2 separate regions of the Homo sapiens genome follow, and region 2 is linked to region 1. Evidence: chromatin loops called from intact Hi-C (ENCODE). Cell type or tissue: A673. All regions are shown on one strand. Links, peaks and the distances in the headings refer to the core of each region. The heading gives the core; the rest is flanking DNA. Region 1 overlaps FOXF1 (forkhead box F1). Region 2 overlaps LOC105371389 (a long non-coding RNA gene).

What was found. Hi-C counts contacts between places; a loop is a spot of excess contacts. Peaks named below come from ENCODE experiments on the same cell type or tissue, not always from the same donor. Only the 100,000 strongest peaks of a DNase experiment are listed, where the experiment ranks them.
Region 2: it touches region 1 in a loop (8-fold over the local background); 9 of 110 quality-filtered maps call a loop at or near these places.

Annotation. Positions count from the first base shown.
Region 1 is chr16:86,512,275-86,522,524 of GRCh38, reverse strand. It overlaps FOXF1 (forkhead box F1), which reads right to left. Exons shown (of 2, transcript NM_001451.3): 2 at 7,103-9,600. The coding sequence ends at 9,440. Among named protein-coding and RNA genes, the nearest start is that of FOXF1, 6.9 kb to the right of the region's middle. RefSeq lists enhancers at 262-762, 9,739-10,250. In A673, for the core only: CTCF peaks have their summits at 2,054, 2,253 (motif pointing right) and 4,666 (motif pointing right); DNase peaks (open chromatin) are centred at 2,264 and 4,634; H3K27me3 peaks cover 7,660 bases.
Region 2 is chr16:86,040,054-86,048,053 of GRCh38, reverse strand. LOC105371389 (a long non-coding RNA gene) reads left to right here. Exons shown (of 2, transcript XR_933854.3): 2 at 1-235. Among named protein-coding and RNA genes, the nearest start is that of LINC02132, 110 kb to the right of the region's middle. RefSeq lists an enhancer at 1-128 and a silencer at 3,621-3,670. In A673, for the core only: CTCF peaks have their summits at 3,464 and 3,669 (motif pointing left); a DNase peak (open chromatin) is centred at 3,643; H3K27me3 peaks cover 4,655 bases.

The sequences.
Region 1 (10,250 bases), core at 1-8,000:
GATCCGAAGTACCTTCCGCAGCATGTTCAGCCCCAAGACCTGCTGATATGGACAGGAGATGTGAAGCTTTCTGCCTTTTTACCAAAGGAGCAAAAATGAGGATTCCCTCCCCTCCCCTCTTCCTGTCCTCCTGGGAAGGGCTGGGCAGTATCCTCTCCCTGTCCCGCAGGCCCCCAGGAAGCACCTGGCTTGCAGCCGACTCAGTTTCCAAAATTTTAATTGTCACATCCCCTCCCCCCCAGCAAAAATAACCAATCGAGGCTTGCTAAGCCCACTTCCCTCCATCCCGTTCCCTTTATAGATTTATAAAATACATGCTGTATATGTATAAAATATATTAAAGAGGAAATATTAACTATATACATAGATGCACACATTTATATCATTTCCCGTAGTCCTTGCAGTCACTTTTGAGAGGCCTCCTATTTCACAGCCGAGGTTACTGAAATGCAGAGGAGTCAGTTTGCCCACCGTGCCCCTGTGGGCAGGGAGTGAAGCCGCGATTGCAGCGACAGCTGACCACAGGTTGAGCCATCAATCCCACTGTACCTTCCTTCGCTGGGGATTGTCCCCTACTTGCCACCTGAGGTAGGAAGAGGCAGACAAAGCCAGAGGTGTTTCCTGGAAGAGAAAAGCAGTGCCCTGTGGAACGGTGGGGGGCTTCTACCCGATCACACGGCGCACAGTGCAGAGGCGCGTTGGGGCCCAGGGCTGTTCCGACAGAAGCCAGCAGGAGTCCCTATCTTGCACGTACTGAACCCTTCAACTCTGATCCGCACATCACCACCCCGTGACCTGCGGCCAGCCCATCATGCGACAGCCCCACACAACCCTGGTCCTGTTGCTGGAAATAGCCCCATATTTGATTGCATTTGTAGATGGAGAAACTGGGGCATAGAGTATTGGCGGCTTGTTTCCTGGTGCATTGCAGAGCCGCAGGTTGGGGGGATCTGGGCGCCCCTCTTCTGTCCCCCTCTCCCGGCCACCCACCGCCCCAGCAAGTCCCCATGACTTTGCCAATGTCAGTGATCATCCCGTGTTTTTACCAGAGACCATCTGGGCACTTATTCAAGCAAGCAGAGACGCTTAGGGAACCCACACTCCCATTCCCGCGAACACGGCAGCACTTCTTCATGTGAATGGAACCTTTTCTTTTTGATGTCCATAAATCGCAGAGGTCGGAATGGAGCTGACGTGTGACCATGCGGTTTGCGCGTTTTGCACTCTGGATGGTTTGGAAGCAATGAGCTCAGGCCCTGAGTACTGAATTGTGAGCAAATTAAACATCCCTACCCACCTTGCAGGGTGAATTAGCTCACTTAAGCCTTAGAAGAGTCCCAGGAAGCGTGTACTACTGTTTCCCTTTTCCAGATAAGACAGATGTGGCTCAGAAGGGCTCTGTGACTCCCTGCGGTCTCATAGCAGAGTCGGCCACAGCGTCAAGCCCCTCCCTGCTGGGCGGGAGAAGGCTGTCCCCCGGAGAAACACCACGTGCTCATCTCTTGACCACAAGCAGGGCCTCAGGGGTCACGAAGCCACCGCAGCTTGTCGGAACAGAGAGACCATTTAATGGTCGAAGAGTGCCGTGCTGGAGCCAGGCACACCAGGGTTTGCACCGTGTCCTGGCTGTGTGGCCTCTAAGTGCTTGCCCTCTCTGTGCCTGGTTTATTCACTGTAAGCCTTTCACAGGTTATTATTTATTTAAGCCTCACAGCAATGCTATGGGAGCCCTACTCTTACCATCATCCCCACTGTAACGATGGGGAAGCCGAGGTGAGCAGAAGAGAGACACCTGTGCAGGCTCACGAAGTTGAGAAGAGAGGGAGTCGGGACTCGAACCCAGGCCCTGTGACTCCCGTGCTCTGACCCGCTACATCCCTTATCTGCTCCTCCTAGAACGGCGGGGTCCCTGAGGGTGCAGGGAGATGTCTCCTGTGGCCAACGGAGCACAGCTGCCTCACTCAGGAATGGGGTTGGAAGTCATTTTTACTTTCTTCGTTTCACTTTTCTAAAGTTTTTTTTTTTTTATTTGGAATAAGCCACGTCATTTGTGTAATTAGAAAAACACTGCATTAACTGACCCCCGACCAAATAAAATAAAATAAAAAGCCAGCTACGCCTTGACAAAGGTCAAAGGGTCTGAAATAGAGCAATCAGGTTCATTCCTCGCATCCGCGGCTGCCCATCCTGGGGAAGATCAATTTTCCTGATGGGACGGATTTTAAGGGCCCAATAGCATCTGCACGAAGTGGACAGCAGGTGGCGCTGCCGCCGTGTAGAGAAACAGCCGAGCGGGAAATCCCCAGGGTGGGTCAGAGGCTGCCCCGCAGGAAGGACCCTGGTGTCCTGGGTCCTCTTGTTTCCCAAGAGGTTTCCTGACCCTGAGCTCTCTCCCTGGGGCGGGCATCGCAGCGAAGGCCCCTGGGAAGTGAGCCGGGACAGCTGCCCTCCTGTCCCTCCTGTCCTCATGACCTACATTTGCTGTGGCCTCGCCCAGCCTCCCCTGGCTGCCTCCCCTTGCCCTGCCCACTTTGCTGGCCCACCTCCCGCACCTGGACAGAGGCGGCGCAGTCCTCTCTGCTCAGTCAGGCTGGCGACCCTGCCGAGGAGTCACAGCAGAAAGCCAGGGTTGGCCAGTGCTTCCTGCCTCACAGAAACGCCATGCACTAATAGATCACAGCCTGTTTGGGGGGAAGTGTCCGGAACGGAAATGTTGCTCTCCTCTTCCAGGGACATTTGCAGACTCAGCACGCTTCCCCGTGGCCCAGACCCCAGACCTGCCGGGGAACACGGGGTGGGGGGAACCCGGCGTCCGTGCCTGCTCCCTGGAGTGCTGGCGGCAGTTTCCATAAAATGCCTGCGGCGGCTGGTCACAGCACTACAGCACTCTCAAGGGCCCTGCGTGTGGCACTGCTCCTCCCTAGGCTGCCACCCCACAGGCATAGAACATTGTCCAAAATAAGTCAGAGAGGATGCCTGCACCTGGTCCCAGCGACCCTCCGCCCCTGCTCTGCCAGGCTTCCTCTTGGTTGTGTCCCCAGCAAACATCCTGCACTGTGGGATGGGAGAAAGACCACCATAGGGACCATGTAGACACTGCATCTGGGCAGCTTTCTCCCTCTGCTAAGGACATTTGTGGTCATCCTGCCCTTGCTGTCGTTGTTGCTTCAGAGTGTCCACATGACCCCAGGTGTCCTGATGCTGGAAGCAGCTGGATGGTACTGCAGGACATGGCCCTGTGTATTCAGCTGCTGGGTAGTGCATGGCCTGGGCATCTACTCCAATGGGGACCGCACACCTTCCCACCTCAATGCCAGTTGCTGTGCGACCACCACACCCTTGCTCCCTTGCCACTGGGCTGGGACAACACGGCACTGGGCGGTCCGTCTGTGACAACAGGTGTGCATCAACATGTCCGTCGCAAATCTAGTCTAGTGCAGTGGTGGACACGTAGCCAGGGCCCCGTGTGGAGCGGATAGTTCCACGACGGTTCCCCTCTGTCCATCTGTCATTTCATGCTGACAATGTTTTATTTTAAGAGTTTAATTGAGCAATGAACAGTTTGCAAATTGGACAGCCTTCCAGCCAGAATCAGCTCAGAGACCCCCAACTCCCACGATGTTTTATGCTTGCAGACAGCAGGCGTTCCTCTGCCCCTGCGCACCCCCAAAGCACACGAAGACAGAATTGTCAAAGGCCTGGGATTCCTCTCGGCCCCACAACAAGTCAGCGTCCCTTCATGGATGGATGCGACCCCGTCCCTTGTTGTCCCACCCTGCTGGCCACATGGCCCAGGACACTGCCCCTGGGCTCAGCTGCAGAAGACGCCGGAAAAGGGCCTTCCTCCTTAACACAGAGCCCAGAACTCTGACGTACTGGTGCCCAGAAGTTTCCATAGAGTGTGGAGGTGGCCACAGTGCTGTGCAGGCAGCCGCGTCTGAGCACCCACTTTCATCTGAAGTTTTTCTCAGCTGGTCTAAGGGGACCCCAGGAAGCAAAGGAAGCTTCCATGGCAGGCCATGGTGGAACCCGTGAATCACACTTGGAACCCTGAGAGGGGGTAAAGGTCAGGGTCTGAGCTGCGCTGGCTGCTAGGCCAGCTCCCGCCCCACCTGCAAGCGCCCTCCTAGCTCAGCTGGAAGGTAAGAGGGGGTCTGAGAGCATGTGTTTGGAGACCCCGACTCTCTGTGGTCCTGCCCATTGCCAGCTCTCCTCTGGAGGCCGGAAGCCAGCAGAGGCTAGATCATGGATCCCACGTCAACTTTCCTTTTACCACTAGGCCCTGTGGATGGAGGCAAACGGGTGTCCAGGAGCCTTGCGGTGTAGTGGCAAGTGACACAGGATTCAGGGTCAGAAAGTACTGGGTCTGAGTCCAAATTCCACATCTTACCGATCATGTCGGGAGCAGTCAGTGACCCTCCCTGAGCTCAGGTTCTGCCCCCGAAACAAGCAGAGTAACAAGGACAGAGCTGGGGCAGGAGCAAGCGAGGGTGAGCTGGGGTGGACTGGGATGCCCATGTGGGAAGAAGGCCTGCCCCGGCCCGGCGTTCACATGGTATGCCTGCAAATGTGGCCGTGGTGCTTGTTTGCCTGGCCTCCAAGTTCTCTCAACCAGCTGCTGCTACAGACACGTGGGCCTGATCCAGCAGGCGGGCAGGAGGGGGCAGCAGAGGCCGCTCAGAGCAGCCTTGACCAGCGTGGGAGAACAGACCCAAACTAGCGCTCACCCAGGACCACCCAGCTTATCCTTGAACACCGTGGACTGCTGGGTCTCCCCTCCAGAGATTCTAACCAATAGCTGTCAGGGACCCCTCGAATCTGCTGTTTAAACTGACACCCCAAATATTTCTGATGAGGCTGGACTCTGATAGTTACCATCAGAGGTGAAGCCACTGGGCTCAGGGGGCTTCTGATCTCCCACTTCCCCATGGGGTCATCCGCAGGACTCGGATGCCTAGGAGGGGTCAGTGAGGTTGGGGGAGATTCTGGTGGCTGGTGTATGTTGGCATCCCAAGCCCTAACCCACTGTGAAAAGTCTCTCTCCAGCTATGTGAGCCATCTTCCTTATCCCTGGGAAGGGAGGGAAAGTCTGTGAAGATGGGAATTTAGCTGTCCCCACACTGGGATCAGAAGTCCCTGAGCAGAGGGCCTCGTAAAATATGGATATTTGTACCTCTTATGGTTCCCACACCCCCCACGAGACACACACACCACCACCACTCCACACTGGCCCCACTAAATGTCGCGGCGAGAAAAGCCAGGTCTGACTTGGCCACTCCTGTCTGGGTACCAAGGAACCAGGCCACCCCTTTACTCCTTAGAAGCATCTGCCTCATTAACCACGGCCCCCAAAAGCTCCACCAGGACTGTACTATTAGAGATGAGGAAACCAAGGCTCAGAGGTGACTTGTCTTGCTCGGGCTGGGGTGGCCGCAGAGGAGGAACCCCAGCTCCTTTTGAGCTCCTTTGAGCGAAAGCTGCCTGCTGGTGGGTGGCTGGAAGGTCTGGAGCCATGCCTTTGTGGCCACCAACCCCCTCGAGCCCCAAAGAGAAAAGAGAACAGAAAGAGCACACCTCTGTGGCCCAGGCGCCTTCCCATCAGAAGCCCACACCCCAGGCGCCTTCCGGCCGGGCGACTGGCGCTGCTGGCCTGGACGGGCCCTGGGGGTGAGCTCCAGGCGGCGAAGTCCCCCTTGCCTGGGGCTGAGGAGCTCGGAGGCCGCGCCCAGGCGCTTCTGCTGCCCGGGGCTGCAACTAGAAACCCGCTGAGGCTCGGGTGCGTCCAAGGCGTCGGCCCCGCGCGGAGAACCGCGGCGTCCGCTGATGTGTAATCCACACGCAGAAGCCCTGCTCCAAGCAGCTCCTGCTCCAAGCAGCTCCTGCCCCTGCTCCGGGGCTTTATTACAGGGAGGATTTCATGTCAAGGGGCATCTTGACTTCCCTGTTCCAGCGCAAAATCCTTAAAATAGATGAAGACATTGTGAATTAATTCTACGTTATTCCAGGACAAAAACCCCTAAGATAATCGGAGCGATTATGAATTAATTCTACCTAGGACGCCTCTGTGTTAGCTGATCCTAGGGGTCCTTCATGCACGCAGGGCGCATAATTTCGCACCAGACTCAGGAGCCCTTTGCGTTTTAAGCTTGTGACTTGCACATGCTGGGCGCGCTTTTGCGGCGTCCCGCAGCCGTGGGAGCTTCACTCGCGACCCCTGTGCGAGCCCAGGACGCAATGGACCCCGAGGAAGACACAGCCCAGCCGAGCGCAGTCTCGGCGCTGCAGCAGCGGCAGCGCGAAATCTCGGACGCGGGCGCAGAGGCCGTTTCGCTGCGTTATCTGGCCCTTCCGGGCTTGCCTGGAGCCAGGATCTCCTTGCGGGAAGGCTGGACTTTCCCTCTCATTCCCAGGCCGCAAGTCAGGCCGGAAGACCGAGGCCGGTCACCGTCCTCGGGCAATCCGGACCGGTTTTCCTGCACAAGCCCCCCTGGGTGCCTCCCGCCCCGCTAGACCTGGACATGGGTGCGCTGGGAGATCCCGCTGAAGCGAAGGCAAGGAGATGAACAGGAAACCGGGCTTTGCCGCCGCCCTGGACGCTAGTCCAGCGGCGCCAAAGCCACGCGCAACCACGGCGCACGGGGGCCTCTGGCCAGCCAGGGCGCCAAGTGAGTGGGTGCAGGGGCTGGAGACTCCGCAGAAGAAAACCTGGGAGCGCGCAGTTGGGTTTCTCCTAATCAGCCCCTCTTCCCCGGAGCCTCTGCCCTAACTGGGCCGCAGCCTCTGCGGGAGAGAGGAGGGGCTCCCGGCTCCTCTGGCCTGCAGAGGCTGACCGGACGCGAGCGCAGCGTTCCCGCGCTAGGAGGCCTGGGGGCTCTTCTCAGGACTGGTTTTCCGGGCTCTGGTGGGAGGCGGAGAGTGCAGAGAAGACCCTTCGCCCCAGGAGGACCGCCTTCTCCGCCTGCTGCGAACCTGCTCTCGGAGCGCAGGGCCAGGCGCGTGCGCCCGGCAGAGCCTGGCCTGACGCTTCGGCCCCCCGGAGACCCCAAGGGATGGAGTCGCCGGCCTTTTCCTGTCCCCTTTATCTCGATTTTATAGACAGCTGTTAGTTGGGGACACTAATTGCCCAGGCGAGTTTATTGATAATTTTGATGTAACAGAGCACCGGAGAAATTACCCCCACGTCCAAAATGTCAACTCTGAGAAGAACCAGGTTCAGAGACTCACGACCCCACGACGCAAGACACTGCGGTGGGTCTGGAAGGACCGCACCAACAATGTGACTTACTGTGTTTGTTTTTCTCGGTAGCCGGGAACTGGAATAGAAAGAGGGTGGTCAGTGGAAGGTACAAGTGTTAAAAAATATTTTTCCCCCAGAGAGGACGAACTGTGACTTAGGAGATAAATGTTACAGGATTGGAAAGGTGCCTGTCACCTGGCCCACCAAGCGCCCTTTTGCCTCATTTAGATTTTGCTTGATTTTCTATCGGGGAAAACCAAGAACAAGGCACCAAAAAGCCAAAACAAAACAAGACAAACCAACAACTACAAAAAAACCTTAAAGTTGATTCACGATTTATAACAGCTACAGCAAGAGAACAAGAAAGTCGGAAACCCAAAGTAAAACTCTCATTGGTCTTGTAGTGGCAAAAAAATATATATTATGTACATGGACACGTATACATATATGTACATATATGTATATACATATATATGTATATCCATATGTATGTGCACATATATGGTTTAATTGGTGTTCCCTAGGGGAAGGAGGTCTATAGTGTTCTTTAAAAGTTTATTTCTTTAAAACGATCAATGACATTTAGAGGGGCAAAGGGCTCTTCTTAAAAAACAGAAGCCAAGAAAAATAGTTCCTCTTGTCCAGCGTTTACTTCAAAGTGGAATGAAGAGTGAAAAGAGGAGGATTTGCCAAAAAAGAAAAAAGTACTCAGAATCACCCAGATTGTAAATTTTTAAGCGTCTAGAGATCCAAAGCCTGTTTTTTCTTTTTTCCCCCCTCTATCTTTGGGAGTCTGGAAGGTATTCTACAATCTCAGTCCCAATAAAATACTCATGCAATTTTATTTCTAGTTGATACAATTTTAAAGGCCATGTACAAATGTTATACATTTTTATTTTTGTTCTTTTTTTAGGAAAAAATACACAAAAGGCAAAACATCCTCAAATGGTCCTTTTATACAGTGCAGAAGGAAATTTCAAATTTCAAATACGTGTCACAAATGCTGCACTCTAGCAGCCAAAATACAAAAAAAAAAAAGGAGGGTAGTCCTTCATATTATATATATATTTATATAAAACATATGGAAATTTGTTTTTACACAGATCGGTCTTTGTTTCAAATTTACAATGGATATCTAAAAAAAATTCTACACGGCAAATATTGCCAACAAAGTTACACCATTAATACTGATAAACGGAGGAGCCTACGCGGTGTTTTGATTATTAGGGAAAGAAAGTAGAATAAATAAACAGGAGCCTTGCTATAGTTTTTAAAAGTGCCTTAACCTTTCTGCGTCCCCGCAATCCTGAATCCGCGCGGTCACCGGGCCGTCCTAGTCCCTGCGTCGCGCTGTGTTCGGCTCGTTCTCGGACCAGAAAGTTTACAGTAGAGGTTGGGAGACAGAAAAATACCCACTGAAAAAGTCTAAATAAAATTCAAGACAAAACATAACAGAAGAGGCTGAAGCGAAGGAAGAGGAGGAACATGGAAGGGGACGGAGGCGGACGCCCGGACGGCCGCTTGCTTCGTGGCTCCTTTGACTTTCTGTTTAAAGACGGACAGTGGCTTCCGAAATGCAAGTTGTTCGCACAAAGATCCACCTGTGGTCCACGGAGGAGACTTCGGAGGTGGGGAGGGAGATCGGGAGGGAGATCTGAGCTCTTGTCACTTCCCGCTCCCTGCAAAAGACGGCTCTAAAGGGAGACTTGCGCATTCCAAGACATTCTTTCAAAAAAAAAATAAAAAATAAAAAGATAAATACTCAACCAAAAAATAAAAGTATTTGATAATGATTGGTCTCACATGTTTGCTTTTCTTCTAAAAATTTTCCCCCACTTCTGCCATTGGCCGGAAGGAGGGGGGACCTCAGCAGAATTCCTGTGTGGGTGCGGGGGCTTTCCCCTGCACAGCACCGTCTCAGGCGGGTTCAACAGGATCAAAAACTTTTATTTACCGATGGCTGCAGTCAGATCAGACCCACCACTAACATTTCTTAACAATTTTGAAGGAGTGAGGAAGGAGGTGCCAACCGCAGCGCTGTGTCTTTGCATTGGGGACTCCTTGCCAAAAACTCCGGTTGGGGAGAGGTGGAACCCTTTTCTTCTGCCGACGGTTATACCTCGAGAAGAAAGCAGTTTCTTGTGCCGGTCCAGGGTCCCTGTGACCCGCCTGCCTGCACCAGGAGGGCCTGCGGCGGCAGCCTCACATCACGCAAGGCTTGATGTCTTGGTAGGTGACCTGCTGGTGGTAGTAGGAGCCCCCGCCGGCCGAGTGCATGGAAGAGGACGCCATGGCGTTGAAAGAGAAGACAAACTCCTTTCGGTCACACATGCTGGGCGACTGCGAGTGATACCGCGGGATGCCTGCAAGGCGAGGCGACAGGAGGGGTTGGGGGAGCAGAAGAGTTAGCCACGGTGGCTCAGAGTTCAGGCAGAGGAGCAGTGCTCCCGTGGGGCGCACAGGGCCTGTCAGCCTGGCTCCAGAGCACGGCCGCCTCCCCGCTCTCCTCCCCGAGTCCCGGCCTTCCAGCTGCGCACCCAAGGAAAAGACTCCAGAACACTTGCCACGGCCTGCCTGCCTGCCTGCCTGCCTGCCTGCTGCGTGCCTGTCCAGCCTCGGACACCGTGCAGGGGCCCAGGGCTTCCAGAGCCATAGGGGAAGTGGTGAGGGAGACCAAGTGGAGGGCCCCTAACGCCCATGGCCGTCACCGCCAGGGCAGCCACCACCACCCCCAACCTCAGAGGCTACGACTGCCGGCGGGGTTGAAGGAGAGGCCAGTGCAGGGCCAGCGCCGGGCCAGCAGCAGGGGTGAGAAGAAGCTTCTCCAGAGAACAGGCCCCGGAGCCGGGGAGTCCCCCGCAGAGAGGCTGCCTAAGGCCTCCAGGCCTGGCTCCTGCCTCCTGGGGCTGCTGACAGCTGACCCTGGACTGGCCCTGGCAAGCTCACTCCAGCTTTTTCCAGAGCTGGGCCTGCAGGCTGCGGGGGGCCTGGGGCAGAATCAGGAGGCGAGGCT
Region 2 (8,000 bases), core at 1-8,000, 470 kb after region 1:
ACCTGCTCCTGAACATGCAATCGAGCCGTGCAGGAGGTCATCTTCTGTGCCTGGTTTGGAGATTTCTGCAACATGGTTGCATCCCTCCATGAGGCTTTCTTGCTGCTGAGTGGGATTCCAATGTCCCAGTGTCCACATAGACTCCAGCTGGTTGACCCATTCACTACGATGGACACTGGGTTATTTCCATGGTGGGGTAACTATTGATAAAGCCACTGCAGATGTGTTTACACAACTCCCTTGCCTTCATTTATCTTGAGTATACATCTAGAGTGGGAAGGGCTGGATGGATTTTCCAGCATCCTGGCCTCATTTTAGATTCCCGACCAGCACTGCAGGAGGGTCCTGGCTGCCCTACCCGCTCTCCAACCCCTCATATTCTGGTATGTGGCACTTTTCGTATGTGTGACTTTGGACACACACCTGGACATCAGAGTTCCCCATTTTCCTCATCTGCAAAGTGGGGGTAATAATAGAACCTACTTCTTAAAGTTACTTCAAGGATGACATAAAATAATTCGATTTAAAACTTGGCCCCACCGTAAACGCTCAGTACACATGAGTGGGAAACATGAACACCCGCTCAGATCCCCCTAGGACCTCAGCGTCTTCTTCCATTACTCCTCCTTCCAGCTATTTTCCAAGCTCTATCGAGGTCACTCCTTTCCCTAAAGGGTGTCTCCAATCAAGGTCTTCCTCTCCAGTCCCTCTCCAGCTTCCCTCCCTCAACCCTCACACTCCCTATAGGCAGCCCCCCACCACCTCTAACTCCTGTAACTCTAGTCCTTCCCCCACATCACCGTAGCCCAAGCACTCTCCTTAAAGCCTGGTTACATTCACATGTTCACATCAGCCCCTGTTCAAACACCTTCTGAGGCTTCCCATGGCCATGCTTTATCTGCAAATGACACTCATCCTGCCGGTCACCCCAGGTCCTCCCCACCCCTCACACCTCCTGTGGAGTCAGTCCCACCGCCCACCCCTCAGCGGCTGCCCAGCAGCCACTCTGCTTTCTCCCTCTCCTGGCTTTGCCTGAGTTGCACTTTCCTGCCTGGTGCATAGGCAGCATGAACCCCCCAGGCTGCTGCCTCCCGGTCTCATGATATCACCTGACCTGCCACCCCATTCCTGTCGGGGTGTCCTCCTTTCTTCTCAGGACAGAGGGCCCATATCAGCCCTCACACAACAGTTTTCTGGCTTCCCCTGAGGTTTTTAATCTATGGGGTCCACCACGGCTGAGGGTGGGCAAATGCGGGGCAGGGACAACGTGGTCTCCAGAAGCTTCTTTTGGTCTCTGTTTGGAAGAGTTCTAGCTTGCAACAAGCTCTTTATTCAAGATAAAGATTTAACAGTTTAACAATTTTTTATTCAAGATACAGAATACCTAAGTCATATGTGAAGAGCTCCATGATTTTCCAAAAAGGAACGTGCTTGCCAGCCCAGCCCCCTCCCCTGCCACTTCCCACAGGCTTTCTGTGACCCCTGACCTAACCCACCACATCCTCCAGGGTCTCTCAAAGCCACCCTGCTCCTCCTTCCGCACTCCATAAAACATGCATTCCTCTGGGCCCTATTCCTCCAAGCTCAGCCCCGCAAACTTCAAACAGTGGGAGAGGGTCTCTCTTGTTACCGAGCCCAGCCCCTGGCACAGGGCCTGGCACATTGTAGGCGCTCCTCACATTTTATGTGGCTGGAGGAGTTGTTAGGTTTCCCTCCTCACCCCCTCTCACCTTACTGCTCTGATAAGGGAACACTCGGCCCTTTGATCAGTGGGCCAGGCAGCTTCTAGTCTCCTTCTCTGGGGAGCTCCGGAGTTCTGAAGGCGAAACCTGCAGGGAGAACTCCCACTTCCCCAGGGGGCCAGCCTGGCAAAAGACCCAGGACAGAAGCCAGCTCGAGCCTGGTCCCAGGCCTCCTGGGCCATCTTAGGGAGCTCAGATCTTCCCCAAAGGGAACATCAAAGACCAGCCTCCACTTCAGAGGCAGGAATTTGGATTGTGGAGATCACTGGGTCATAGGGTGAGAGATAACCATGGGATAGATAACTGGGTCCCTTGAAAGGCTCTCCCTTCTAGAGCATGAGGCAGGGTCTGCCAGATCTGCACCTCCTGGGATTCTGGCTGGATCAGAAGCCCCCAGTTTGGAGGACTCGAAGGGAAAAAAAAAATTCACCCAGGGGCTCCAAGAACCTAATAGGACATTGTGAGAAATCCAGAAACCTGTGTTGCCAGCGGGGGTTTACTTCGGTCCAACACCGTGGAAGCTCAGCCTGAGTGTCATTCCTGGTGGCTGGGCAATTCCACGCCTAGGCGTGTCCCCTACAGACAGGCATCCGTACAGTCACCAAAAGGTGCATTCTAGAATGCTCATGGCAGTACATAGTATGTGCTAGAATTGCAATAGGCCCAAACTGGAAATTATCCAATGCCCATCAACAGGGAGATAGGTACATGAATGGCGGTGTGTTCATAGAATGGAATACTCCACAATTAAAATGAACATGCTGTCACCACATCAACCGCAAGGGGGGATCTCCCATGATCCCTCAAACAGGAAACTAAGTGTTGATCACTTTGCCACACACAGCCAGCTCCGCCCATGCGCTGGCAGGTGCTGCAGGAGCTTGGCTCACCTGGGCCCCAGAAGCCCAGCACAAGCCATGCAGCCCTCCTGGCCCTGCTCCAATGGGAACCTCGTGCAGCTGGCTCCCCTGCCACCCTCGTGGCCACACAGCCCATCTTATCTTGGAGCCAGGCCCAGGCCAAAGTCAAGGAGAAAGAATCAAATCCGCATCAGTAAGCCTGTGTCCTGTGGCCTCATCATAAAGGACTACAACTTGGGGAGGGGAGAGGAGGAGGCTTAAAACAACAGAAATGTATTCTCTCCCAGTTCTGCAGTCCAGAAGTCTGGAATCAAGGTGTCAGCAGGGCCCCCAATCCCTCCAGAGGCTCTAGGGAAGGCTTCTTCTTATCTCTTCCAGCTCCTGGGAGCTCCAGGCAGCCCTGGGCTGTGGCCACGTAGCCATCATCTCTGCCTCTGTCCCCGCAGGGCCTTCTCTCTGTGCCTCTCTGTCCTTTCCTCTTCTTGTAAGGACACTGGTCACTAGATTCAGGGCCCATTTGGCTGATCCAGGATGATCCCATCCTGAGATCCTTGACTTAATTCCATCTGCAAAGACCCGTTTCCCCAGTGAGGTGACATTCACAACATTCATAGGTACCAAGGTTTGAGACTTTAACATCTGTGTCCGGGGGTCACCACTGAGCTCATAACATCTCCGCTGCTCCTCGGTAAACCAAAATCCCACACAAGGTCTGAAATGGGCCACTGACGACCTCAGAGAATGACTGCCTTCAGGTGCGGTGCCCACGCTTGCTCTGGAACCATCCCTAGAGGCAGCCAAAGGCCTTGGCATAGAGTGTGGGTGGGAATCCAGGGCTTCATGAACGCCCAGGCTCTTGTTGGATGTGGGTTCCCCCAGAACCAGGCCCTGAGATGAGGCTTCCAGTGCAATAGGCGTATCTGGGAGGTGCTCTGGGAAACCAGCAGTGGTGGGTGAGAAAGGGGAAGACAGGGAGGCCAGCAAATGGCAGTCCCCAGGCCAGCCAGCACAGTGGGCACCGGGAGGCCAGCTTAGGGGAACGGGAGATGCATCGCGCCCCCTGGTGGAGGCCATGTTTGTCCACCACACCCCCATCCCACAGTAAGGGCTGCTTTGGGAACGTTGACTTTCCTGTGTTGCCAGCTCGCCCCGCATGGTCTGAGGAAGCTTCTGCGGTTGGACAAAGGCCTTGGCTAGAACCCAAGTGTGCGGATGATAAACAGCCTCCAGCTTGCAGAGGGGAATGCAGGAGGGCACAGGCAGGGTCCGGCACCCACCACGGGGTGCGTGGCTGGGACGGTGGGTCTGTACAATCCATCTCCTGTATAAGTCTATGCGTTTTGTTTTACGGATTTAAAAACCTTATTCCAAGAAGAATTTCCTGTGGCTGCTGTAACAAAGGACCCAAAACTGAGTTCACCTCGCAGATCCATTCTCTTACAATTCTTAGGGCCAAAGTCCCAAACAACCTCACTGGGCTGAATCCAAGGTGTGGGCATGGCTGGTTCCTTCTGGCGGCTCCAGGGGAAAATCTGGCCTCTCACCTTTTCCAGCTTCCAGAGGCCACCCGCATTCCTTGACTCACGGCTCCTTCCCCCATCTTCACAGCCCTCAATTGCATGGCTCCAACCTCTGCTTTCACCCTCACAGCACTTCTCTGACTCTGAACCTCCTGCCCCATCCCCAACAGGGACCCCACAATGACGTTGGGCACCCAGATAATCCATGATACTCTCCCCATTGCAAGGTCCTTAACCCAGTCACATGTGCATGCCACAGGGCAGATACTCATGGGCTCTGGAGATCTGGGCATGCATAGCTCTGGCAGTCATTGTTCTGCTGACCATGAGGCCCTCAGGCTCCACCAGACAGCAAGAGGAGTCCCAGCAAGGCAGGAACCCCGCAGAGACACCAAGAGTGCCAAGCTTCTGGAGGTTTGGCCAGTCCAGAACGTGACCGCTGATTTCAGGCTGAGCCAGTCCTGGCAGAAAACAGTGACCCCCCTCAGAGAGTTTAAGTGAAAACAGCACATTGCAGGGCCCATTCACCGCACAGCGGGCAGAGCCAAGGGGACAGGTAAGGGATATGGAGACCCCAAGATGAACGGCAGCAGGAAACTGTGACCACCCCAGGGCCGAAGGGACAAGGGAAGGAAATAGTGTCACCAGCCAGTGGGAGAGGGAGCACCGAGCAGGAGAGATACAGCCATGGTCAGGGCTGTGGTGGCAGAACAGGGTGGGGACAGGATAAGAAAAACCCCAACCCTGCCACCTCCTGTTCTTGGGATTTGCCCAGTGGCCCCAGCAGCCAAAGTCACTGGGAGCCAGCAGGTGGGAGCCCAAGACGTGGGTGTGTCAACTGTCACCCGCAGCAGGTACAGGGCAGCCAGGGTGGAGCACGAGGAGCCACCAGCCCCACCTCAGCATCTCTGAGCCACATCCCTCGCAAAGCTTCTCTGGTTTTATAGCCCAGCTGCTGCAAAATTCCTGGTGATGGGGCAACTCACACCTGGGAGGCAGGGACTGCCTGCACCCTGGGGTGGGGGGCAGTGAGGCCAACCCCGATAACTTCATCTGAAGCCAGGGGAAGCCAGCACCTGCCAAAAGGAATAAAAATGAAACCAATGTTACATGACTTGACAGGATCCCTGGAGTTTTATTCACGGACTAAGAAATAAGGATTAAAACAAGGAGCAAGGGAACAAAGGCTTGTCGTGCAAGGAATGGATTTGCCTTTCGACCCAGAAGACAGGCCATTTATTTGAACGAGAACTCTCACAACTCTCTCTTTATCCCCTTTGGAGCATATTTTATGTCGCCAAGAATTTCAAGGCGATTAAAACCAGCAAAGAAACAAATCCTTTAAAATTGCCTATTTATAGCAAAGGGTAGGCAGGTTTTCAAAGCAGCAGGAGTGGCAAGACTTTAGAACCTCTTTTGAAGTTGACAGCCGGCAGGATTTACTGACGCTGAACACACAATCCCCCTGTGACCCAGAAATTACACTTCTGGGCAGATTCCCACCCCAAACAGGGATACGCATTCACCAAAAGGCACAGTCTCGAATGTTGGTGGCTGTCCTGCCGAAATGTCCATCGATGGTAAAATGGGTAAGTGAATCAGGACAGTCTCCCCGTGGAATACTACACAGCAAAGAAAATGAGAATTTGGCAACCACACAGTCACAAGCACAAAGATGATCAAAAAAGTCCACATGCCACAGCCATAAACTCAAACTCAAACGACTTCTCAGTGGTGACAGAGGTCACATTGTGGTTCCTGGGAAGGGTAGTTACCAGAATGGAGGAAAACGGGGGGCCTTTTGGGAGTTGGGGCATGTTGTGCCCCTTCACCTGGGACCTGAGCCCTGCAAACCTGTGACGCCATCTCCCAGGAGGAGCTCAGAGGAGTCACTTCTCCCTCCCAGTTCGAGTAGGGGCTGGGTTAGATCTGAGTTCCTCAGATTTAAGTCATTCAAGGGGAAACAACCACACTTTGGGGACATCTGCATTCCACCAGTGGTTTCTGTTTACGTTTACTCACTATATTTCAACTTTTTTCACTTAAATATTATTTTATTTAAGGGACAACTGCATATCATTAAGATCATAGAAAAATCAGCCCTGCTTTCCAGAAATGGAAGGTCACCATAAAAACTAACACAGTGCCACAATCCCTCATTCACAACCCAAACCCAAGGCTCTGAAAAGCAAGAGGGTTTTGTTTGTTTGATTTTTTTCTTTTTGTTTTTATTTATTATTTATTTGTAAATTTGGTACATTCTCCTTTGGTGGCAAACCTGACTTGAACTGACTTGGAGCTCTCTGTAGTCTCTCTATTCTACTTAGTGTGAAAATCACATTTTTCGCTGAAGAAACAGATAAAAAAGAGACAGTAATAAGGGACTCCCCAGAACCCACTAAAAGTGTTAAGCAAATCGCTGTACAGACACCATACTGCCCAAGGGAAATTTAAACTTCGAACGCACAAGGCTTAGGATTTTGGCGAAGGCCTGGTATTCCTGTACCAGACCGCGAAACAACGGCATTCACTGATTTCTCGCGATATCCTTGTTATTTTGCTTGCCAAGGAGCTGTGATCCGAAGCCTATTCTCTTCTTCTCAGAGGGGAAATTAGCAGAGGTAGAGGAAGATGAAAGTCACATGAGGCTCCTTGAGCAAGGGGCAGAGGTGGGATCTTTTAGACTTTATAGCCAAAGCAAACAGAAAAACATGCAAATGCCTTTTTAAAACTAGAAAACAAGGACATGCTTGTAAACGTTCAAACAACACTAGAGCTTATAAAGTGTGGCACTTTTTAAAAACTCATCCCATACATGTTTATTCATTTCTCTTAATTGACAAATGAAGAATTCTATGTATCTATGTTGTGCCACTTAATGGTTTGATACATGTGTACGATGTGAATGATTAAATCAAGCTAATTAACATAAAGTGTGGCAGTTTTAAAACATGACCACAGCATTCTTTGATCATCCTCTCATTGAGAGGTAGTTCACGTCTCCTCCCCATGAATCAGGGTAGGATCTGTGGTCACTTGGCCAAAAGAATCAACAGAAACGATGCTGCCTCACTGCTGAGGCCAGATCAGAGGAGCAGAGAGCTTCTGCCTGGTGCTACTGGGACGCTCGCTCTGGGGGAAGCCGGCTGCCACATAAGAAGTCCAACAACCCTGAGCCACCACAATGAAGGGGGCCAGCACAGGGGCCCCGATTCACAGTCCAGCTGGACTACTGGATGCCAGCCACAGTAACTGCCAGCCACAAGGGAGAGCAGCATGGACATCCAGCCTCGAGAGAGGGACAGCGCCGATGTCCAGCCTCAAGGGAGGGACAGCGCGGACGTCCAGCCTCAAGGGAGGGACAGCGCGGACGTCCAGCCTCAAGGGAGGGACAGCGCGGACGTCCAGCCACAAGAGCAGCTTCCCTGAGCAGGCCCCTCTCCTGAGAGAGGGAGAGGAAGACAGAGAGGGAGAGGAAGAGAGAGAGGGAGAGGAAGAGACAGAGGGAGAGGAAGAGAGAGAGGGAGAGAGAGAGAAAGAGAGAGAGGGAGAGAGGAAGAGAGAGGGAGAGAGGAAGAGAGAGGGAGAGAGGAAGAGAGAGGGAGAGAGGAAGAGAGAGGGAGAGAGGAAGAGAGAGGGAGAGAGGAAGAGAGAGGGAGAGAGGAAGAGAGAGGGAGAGAGGAAGAGAGAGGGAGAGAGGAAGACGGAGAGAGGAAGAGAGAGGGAGAGAGGAAGAGGAAGAGAGAGAGGGAGAGAGAGAGAGAGGAAGAGACAGAGAGGGAGAGAGGGGGGACAGAGAGAGAGAGGGAGAGAGAGAGAGAGACAATAGATCAATATCTCCTACTGGTTCTGTTTCTCTGGGGAACCCTAATACCCCT